Regions from separate parts of the Homo sapiens genome. Here region 2 is linked to region 1. Evidence: read pairs that join two places in POLR2A ChIA-PET (ENCODE). Cell type or tissue: MCF 10A. All regions are shown on one strand.

Region 1 (4,000 bases):
GCTCTGGGTTCAAATCTCAGCTCTGCCACTTCCTAGCTGCACGGCTACTGTAGGTTACCTAATTCCCTGTGTTTCAGTTCCCTCATGTGCAAATGAGGAGACTATTTCCTCATGGGGTTGTGGAGAGGACTAACAGAATCAACACACTTAAAGCACTTAGAGTGGTACCTGGAAAAATTGTTCAAAAATTAGTGGCTATTATCCATTTTTATCACTTCCCTTCTGAAAGCAAATAATGCAAAAATAGGAGGTGAGAAGGTGAGGGATGTTTTCTTGGCATGCACCCAAGACACTTCCGGAGGTAGTCCAGGGCATATTTGCAGTGCCAATGATAGAGTTAAGCTGGGTGCCATGGTCAAGAGTAGTAATACTGACTACCAGCCTAGCACCCGTGAGGGTGGGGGAGGCTGTAGGAGATCTGAGCAACTCATAAGCAAAATCCTTCTAGGATCGAGTGAAGAGTTCCTTTAACTTTATCTCCTGTCCTAGGCTCTGCCTCTTTTCACTCAGGAGCACAACCAATGGCAGAGACTGGAGGACTGATACAAGACAAGGGGGCAGTACCCACTCCTCAGGCCACCTTGTTAACAGGCACTGGCTGGGCTGATCCACATTCCCTCAGGCCCACTTCCCCCTGCTAAGGAGGAAGAGGGAAGCTGTGACTCTTTTGTAGACCAACTACGAACACAGATAAGCAGGGGCCTCTTGGCCCAGTACTCGGTGTCCATTGACACAGAATGTCCTTCACCCATATCTCTGAGTTTGCCCACATGCTTCCTTTAGAAGCAGTTGGGTCTAGCAGCCTTTCAGGGAATTATGAAAACTCTAAAAACCCACAGGAATTTTCCCAAGCCCTTACCACACATCCCACACTTGCCTGGGTCATCATGGTGACTCTGTTGCAAAGCCAGGGTGAAGCGTCTTCAACCTGAAGACATGTAGTCCAAGTGAAGACATGTAGTCTGAGTGCTTTGAGTCATACTTACATTGTTAATGATCGTTCTTGGACTTGAATTTTATTTTAGGGCCAGGATCACTTTTTCTAGGTGTCATAAATCCAAGCTAATATGCATATCAGTATGTACCAAATAGTACCAGCTTTGGCATCCAGCTATATGGTACTTTTGATGCTAGGGATGGCAGAGCTCAGCATGGGGGAGCTGTTCTTCTCCATCAGAACCCATGTGAGGGCATGTTACTCTGACGTATGGGATGATGTTCACCATGGTCAGTGTCTGTTGTGATTGTTTACAAAGACTTAGTCCTTGTCCTTTGCTTTCAGATCCCAGTGGAGGGCGCAGCTCATTCTAACAGAAGCCAGCTTTTTTTGGGAAGTTTTGACTGAACTTTAGGGAGTTGTGATTCTGAGAATGGTGTTTTCATACAGTAAAGAGTAACCGGTTTGCTGTCCTAACTAGAAATGGTATTTTTTTTTTCTGTGAGATAGTAGCTCCAAGAAATGGGATGAGACTGAATAGAAAAGCAAAGACCTGGCTTCTCTTCTTTGTTCTACACTTTTGAGCAAGTCCTTTTGCCTCCCAGACTCAGTTTCCCCATTGCTGTGGATATTGACATCAATGATTCCTACAGCCCACCCTGTCTCTTGCAAATGAATTGAATTAGTCTTTAATGCCCCAAATGGTTCAGTGGTAAGCACTGTAAATCTAAGTTAAAATTGCTGGTATTACACAAGGGAAATAAATGTTTCCAGCTCCAGGAAGATCAGCAGCTCACAGCTGTAGCTGGAAATGAGGACATACAGGCTGACAAACTGTAGACACGACCATCTCTTGGGTCTTCCGAAGGGAACCTGGGGAGAAAATGGCAGCCCCATCAGGTAACTGCATCAGTGTACCCTGAAGAGATGCTACCTTGATTTCCACACCAGCTGAGCACCTGAATAATTATATTTGAAGCAGCACAGGGCATAGAACAGATTTACTTAGCATCTGGGGAGCCAATTGCACCCAGGCCTGCCCAAACTGGTCTTTCTCATTGCAGGGTGTGGGAGAACATAGGGCTTTGTGGGTCCCTGGGGACCTGCCAGGCCCAAGGCTGTTGCTCAGCTGTGGGAGGCACGCCAGTTCTCAGGTCTGCTAATGAGTGGTGTGGTGTCTGGCAAGGAACTTGCCTGGAGTGAGTGTGACTAACCATGAATCTTTTCAATAATGCTGACAATTCATTCTCTTTTCTCTCCTTTACCCGCTCTCTTTGCTGGAGCTGGCTGAAATAGGAGCAAATTAGTCTCATTCTGGAAAAGGCAGGGCATGATAAAGGACCCCCTAAAAGGTTTCCAGAGCTCCGTGCCTGAATGTTTTGCAGTCCGTGTAATTATCTGACTTGGGTGAGTCGACAGGGTATTTTTTTTGTTGTTATTTTCTACACTCAATAGCAGGTGGCATCTGAAGAAGTGCCTTGTTACTGTTCCACTGGACTATTGAACAAATTTACATTTGACACCAGCAAAGGTAGTGTCATTATTATTCTATGTGTGTTCCAACCCGAACTGATGACCCTCCATTTCCTGTTCAAAGGCTATGTTTCTTTCAAGGGAAAGATAATGTTTCCACCCCTACATGGAAATGTGGTAGACCTTAAATGCCCTGGACTTCTAACCGGGGGTGGGAGCTGAAGAGGGAATGAACCTTTCCTCTTCTCCCTGCTGCCACCCGTTTTGTTGTTTGATTAAGTGTTCTCTGAGTGTCTAACACCTGAGCTGAACCTTGCATTCTCTCACTGGGAAGGTGTGTACCTGTGTGCTGCTGCGTGTCTCTTGGGAAAGTTGGTCATGCCATCTGTTGGTTAGTGAGTTGGAAGGCTTTCAGGTTCTGCTAATATTGGATCGAAACTTTTAGAAAGGAATAGAAGTTGTCTAATGAATGTGGTGTCATCATCATGGGTTAGACCTCTGAGTATGACTCAAACACACTTTCTTAATAACAGAGGAAAAGCATTTAATATTTGAAATACATGAGCAAGTGAAAGAAAAAGAAATACACGGAGAGTTGGAAAGTTTCAAACAGTTTTAACGTTCCTTATTCTCTAAAATAAACATACTGTCTAGCTCAAACCTGCTTTCCACCTTTTCGTATTTAGGCTTGTTTCTTCTTTCTTTCTTGGCCTTGTGGGACTACTATTAACTTCTAAAGAGGTTCAAAATGGTAACTGGAGGTATCAAAGCTATCTTTTCCAGATTAAAACTTGGGACATGTGTTCCAGCATGTGTCAGAATATTTTCAGGAATGATACGTGAATGTATTTAAAATTAGAGTTTTCTCTGACTATTCTGAACATAGAACTCCTTTCATTTTCTGACTACCTTGTATTCAGAGGCATCATAGATTACAGTTTCATGTAGGAGTTGCAACTGATGGCCCAAGGTCGGATCTCGGTTTTAGTCATGTTTTGTATAATGTACAAAATGTGCTGTTGTGTAATGTACAAAATGTACTGTTTCAAAAACCAGGAAATTTCACATAAACATCTAGATTTCTAACTTCTAAAAATTCTAAAATCTGGCAACACTGACTACAGAGGCCCAGAATGGTAATGCTATTAGAACTAAATGGCTGCTGCCTGTTCACAGGATGCTTTGCCACGTGCCTCACCACTGTCTAGTGCCTCATATTTAGCCTTCCTCACCTCTTTCCATTGTGTGTCTGGCCTCTGTAAGCATTTGAATTTGTGTTTGTTGATTTTGTCATACAGTCCACTTGTGGTTGAGGCTTCTGGCTACTCATCATCAGAGAAGGGATATGGCTTCTTGACTTTGGTTGAGTCAGGTCCCATCTCAGAGAGCTGGTCCTTAGTACAAAGTTGGTCATAAGCTGACATCTTATACCTCAGTTATTGAAAACCCCAATACCTCTGATATGTTCCATTTTTGCTTCTTTGATTAGAGTAGATCTCATCATTAATGGGTAGTTTGGTTTATTCCTTGGTATTGTGAAATGAGAGACATAAACATCTTGTATGTATTGTTTGCTACATGCTTGTTCAT
Region 2 (4,000 bases), 140 kb after region 1:
AATATTCTCAACACAAAAAATGATAAATGTTTGAAGTAATGGATATGATAATTATTCTGATTTGATTATTACACAATTGTATATGCATATCAAAATATCACACTGTATTCCATAAATGCATACAATTACTATGTGTCAATTAAAGATCATAATGAATAATAAAAATGATGAGATACAAACAAATGTAAATAATGGGCTGGCACTCACATTTTATTCCCCTTGTCTAATAATATATTGTGTATCAAATTTTGCTAAGGGAGGATCCAAGGTGCACAGTTAAGCAGGCATACTACAGTACAACAGATTTCCAGACATTTTTTTAGAATCAGTTTAAAGATAGGAACCTTCATCTCAGAAAAATGCAGAGGAGGTTATGCTTAAAGTTCAGGGGTTTATGTTTTCCCATGTGTCTATTTTTGCTTTTGTTACCTGTGCTTTCAGTGTCATAACCATAAAATCACTGCCAGGACCAATGTCATGGAGAATTTTCCCTATGCTTTCTTCTGGGAGTTTCATAGCTTTAGGTCTTACATTAAGTGTAATCCATTTTGAGTTGATTTTTGCTTATGGTGTAAGATAAGGGTCCACTATAATTCTTTTGTATGAGGATATCTGGCTTTTCTAATACCATTTGTTGAAGAGACTATCCTTTCTCCATTGTGTATTTTTGAAACCCTTGTCAAAGATCAGTTGTTCATACACATGTGGGTTGATTTCTGGGCTCTTTCCTCTGTTGCATTGGTGTGTATGTCTGCCTTTATGCCCATACCACACTATTTTCATTGCCATCATTTGGAATATATTTTGAAATTAGAAAGTGTGATGCTTCCAGCTTTGTTCTTCTTTCAAAGATTGATTTGGTTTTTTGGGGTCCTTTGTGACTCCATATAAAATTTGGGATTTTTTTTCTATTTCTGTGAAAAAAAAGTCATAGAGAGTTTGATAGGAATCCACTGAATCTGTAGATCACTTTGGGTAGTATAGACATCTTAACAATATTATATCTTCCAATCCATGGCCATGGATGTCTTTCCATTTATTTGTGTCTAATTTCTTTCATCAATGTTTTGTAGTCTTCAGTGTACAATCATGATTCTACTTACATGAAGTATCTAAAATAGTCAAACTCACAATCTGGGAGTAGAATGGGTGGTTGCCAGGGGGTAGAGGGGAAGAGAAATAGGAAGCTGCTAATCCATGGACATAAAATCTCAATTATGCAAGATGAATAAGTTCTCGAGATCTTCATTGTTCCTTTGGATAATAAGACATTATTGTACACTTAAAATTTAAGAGGGTGATCATATGTTAGGTGTTCTTACCACAATAAAATGAAAGTTTAAAAATTCTTCAGGGGTTTATGGACTCCCCAAAAGCCATTCATGGTCCTGTAATCATCAGATACACATTTTTTTAATTTTCAGAATAAAGAGTGGGCAACTTTGAATTGTTGCTAACGTAATTCTCAAGCTCATATATGACTTGAAGAAATTTTAGTGGCTAGCTACTATCTGCTCCTGGGTACGCTCTGGTTAAGGAGGAGCATGACATTTGCAATGGGGCCTCAAGGTTTCCTTGTAGCAGCCATTGCTCAATACCGAGACCTGACTCATTTACTCAGAAAATCCCTATGCCTCAAAGGGTTGCTTCAGAAGATTGTAAAATCAGGACAATGGGCAAAGAAAAGCTGTTCCAAAAAAATAGGGAGGAAGTCCATTAAATAGAAGAGTGTGGCTGTCACCTGATTTACAATTTACAGCAGTTTGTGACAACAAAAAGGATGTCAGGTTGTGTCCCCCTCAGAGGATGTATAAATCAAGGGAATTGTGCTATTGTTCCACTAAACAACACCAGAGAGGCCAGCTTCCAACACAATTCGCTGGACTAGATGGCTACTATCCATGAGGCCTAGAACTGGCAAGACGATGTTCACCAAGGCCCAGAGGATTTGAATTCTTTATCCAGTGACCAACATCAGGCAGTAACAGATGGTGGTCCTGGATGAGTTGCGACAGTTGACCATTTTTCCCAAACCTTCTCACTCTTTGATATATCCCTTGGCTTAGTTCTATGTGCAATATAATTTGACCTGAGCATTTCCCATGCTTTTAGAATTCAAATTAGTTGTCTCCTCTTAATGTTATCATTATCTGATTGGGATTCCTGCATCTCCATTCTCTGGTATGTGATGGTCTTGAATCCAATTTTATAAGCACTTTTAGTCTAGGAGGTAAGAAGACAGTCCCAGATAGCTGATGTTTATTAAGGAAGCCAGGATGCCTCAGTGTCACTGCTTTTGTGCTGATTTGGAATAGTGTATTTTAAAAGGCAAAAAGGCCTTTTCTAAACCAAGGACATCATCTGATAATAAGTTTAAGAAATGAGTAATTAGCATTAAATGTTTTGTGCATCATACCACAGGAGAATAATCCCAGAAAAGGGCAGGCATTATCAGCTTTACACTTGTGCAGAAATCTGGTCTTCTGTGCCTTAGAAGAAAATTGTTTCTAAAAATCATATCAGGCAAATTCAACCTTAATTATTAGTTAGCCAGAGGCAATACATTTGAAATATAAAGTCTCTGTCTTCTAATCACTGTCCGGCAAGTTGTTTGTGCTGTGACTTTAGGCAAGTCATTTGACCTCTTAATTGTTCACATTTTCTCATCTGCAAAATGTGCGCATTAGTGCTAGAAATCATGAAAAGAAGCACTTGCAAAGTATTGATGTAAAGTAATGCTGTCTTCATTTTCTAAGACATGATTACTGATCTGAAGTTTGGCACACACTAAGCAACTTCATAAATGCTTATTATATTTATGAGTGAATGAATGGGTGAACAGATTATTCAAATGTGCTTTGCCATATTTTTCATGCAGGCAGCCCTGGAATTTCATATTTTTATATATAAAAAAGTTTAATTTAAACAATTTATATATATACACACAATTTATACAATATAAACAATTTATGTGTGTATATATACGTATGTGTATATATACACACATATATATATGTGTGTGTGTGTGTGTATATATATGTGTTTAAACAATATATATGTTTATACACACACACACACCCAGGGGCTTAAACCTCAGGTCACACACACATACAGACACGTATATATATACACACACTCTTACAATATTATGCGATCATCCCAGCCCAATAGCCATTGGATTAATCTTCCCTCTTGACTCCTTCGAATTTCCTTCTGCTCTTCTCTTTCATTCCCATTTCTTTCTCCAAGACACCTATTTCTCATTCCATAAACTAGCCTTGCCTACCAGTCTTCACTAATTTCAGTACAGATCCAAACTACTTCAGGGATGGTCTAAAATGGCAAGACAGATAACAATGGATGCTCATGTATCCAAAGGGCACAAAGAGAGAATACCAGATTAAAGCGGTGATTTTCCAACTGTCTACCTGTCTTAATAATACCTCAGTTACCAACAACCGAGTCAGTGAAAAAGAGGGGATAACATACATGTTCAAAACATACAGCATTCATGACCTTGGGGATGCTTCTGGAGTAGATGATCACATGGACAATATAAAAAGTTCTCCTGGCTCCAGGGGACCAGTAATTTGCTACATCATAAAGCTTAGCAAATATCCTGTCCATTCACAGAGCAGATTAGTCTATGGCAGTGTGTGGGCTCAGCCTCTGATTTTACATAGGTTATGTAAGGTTTCCTTGAACCTCAAGTTTCCAAATCAAAATAATAGAATTATTGTTATCTTAAAATAATCAAAAATGTATTTTTTTTGGACTAACTGGTTAATTCGTAACTGCAAGTTCAAATATTCTCCGAGCCTCCTGGATGCAGTTACAGCTTCTAATCATTTTAGCTTAAATTTCAAACTTCTATAAACTTGGAAGAAAGGATAAAAATACTAGGACAACAAAGGCCAAACAGAGGTGGCTTTATTGACAATATAATGTAATTAAGATTTTAAAGCAACCATCAGACAGTTAAGTTTAAAAGCTACAGAGG

Evidence for each region. Peaks named below come from ENCODE experiments on the same cell type or tissue, not always from the same donor. Only the 100,000 strongest peaks of a DNase experiment are listed, where the experiment ranks them.
Region 2: POLR2A ChIA-PET joins it to region 1 with 6 read pairs; 1 of 35 experiments calls an interaction of 5 or more read pairs at or near these places.

What each region holds. Positions count from the first base shown.
Region 1 is chr13:40,058,542-40,062,541 of GRCh38, reverse strand. No RefSeq gene overlaps it. Among named protein-coding and RNA genes, the nearest start is that of LINC00332, 120 kb to the left of the region's middle. RefSeq lists enhancers at 1,904-2,033, 3,280-3,469. In MCF 10A, no CTCF peak of the experiment used is centred here; DNase peaks (open chromatin) are centred at 881, 2,051, 2,791 and 3,551.
Region 2 is chr13:39,916,620-39,920,619 of GRCh38, reverse strand. No RefSeq gene overlaps it. Among named protein-coding and RNA genes, the nearest start is that of MIR4305, 250 kb to the right of the region's middle. In MCF 10A, no CTCF peak of the experiment used is centred here; a DNase peak (open chromatin) is centred at 1,589.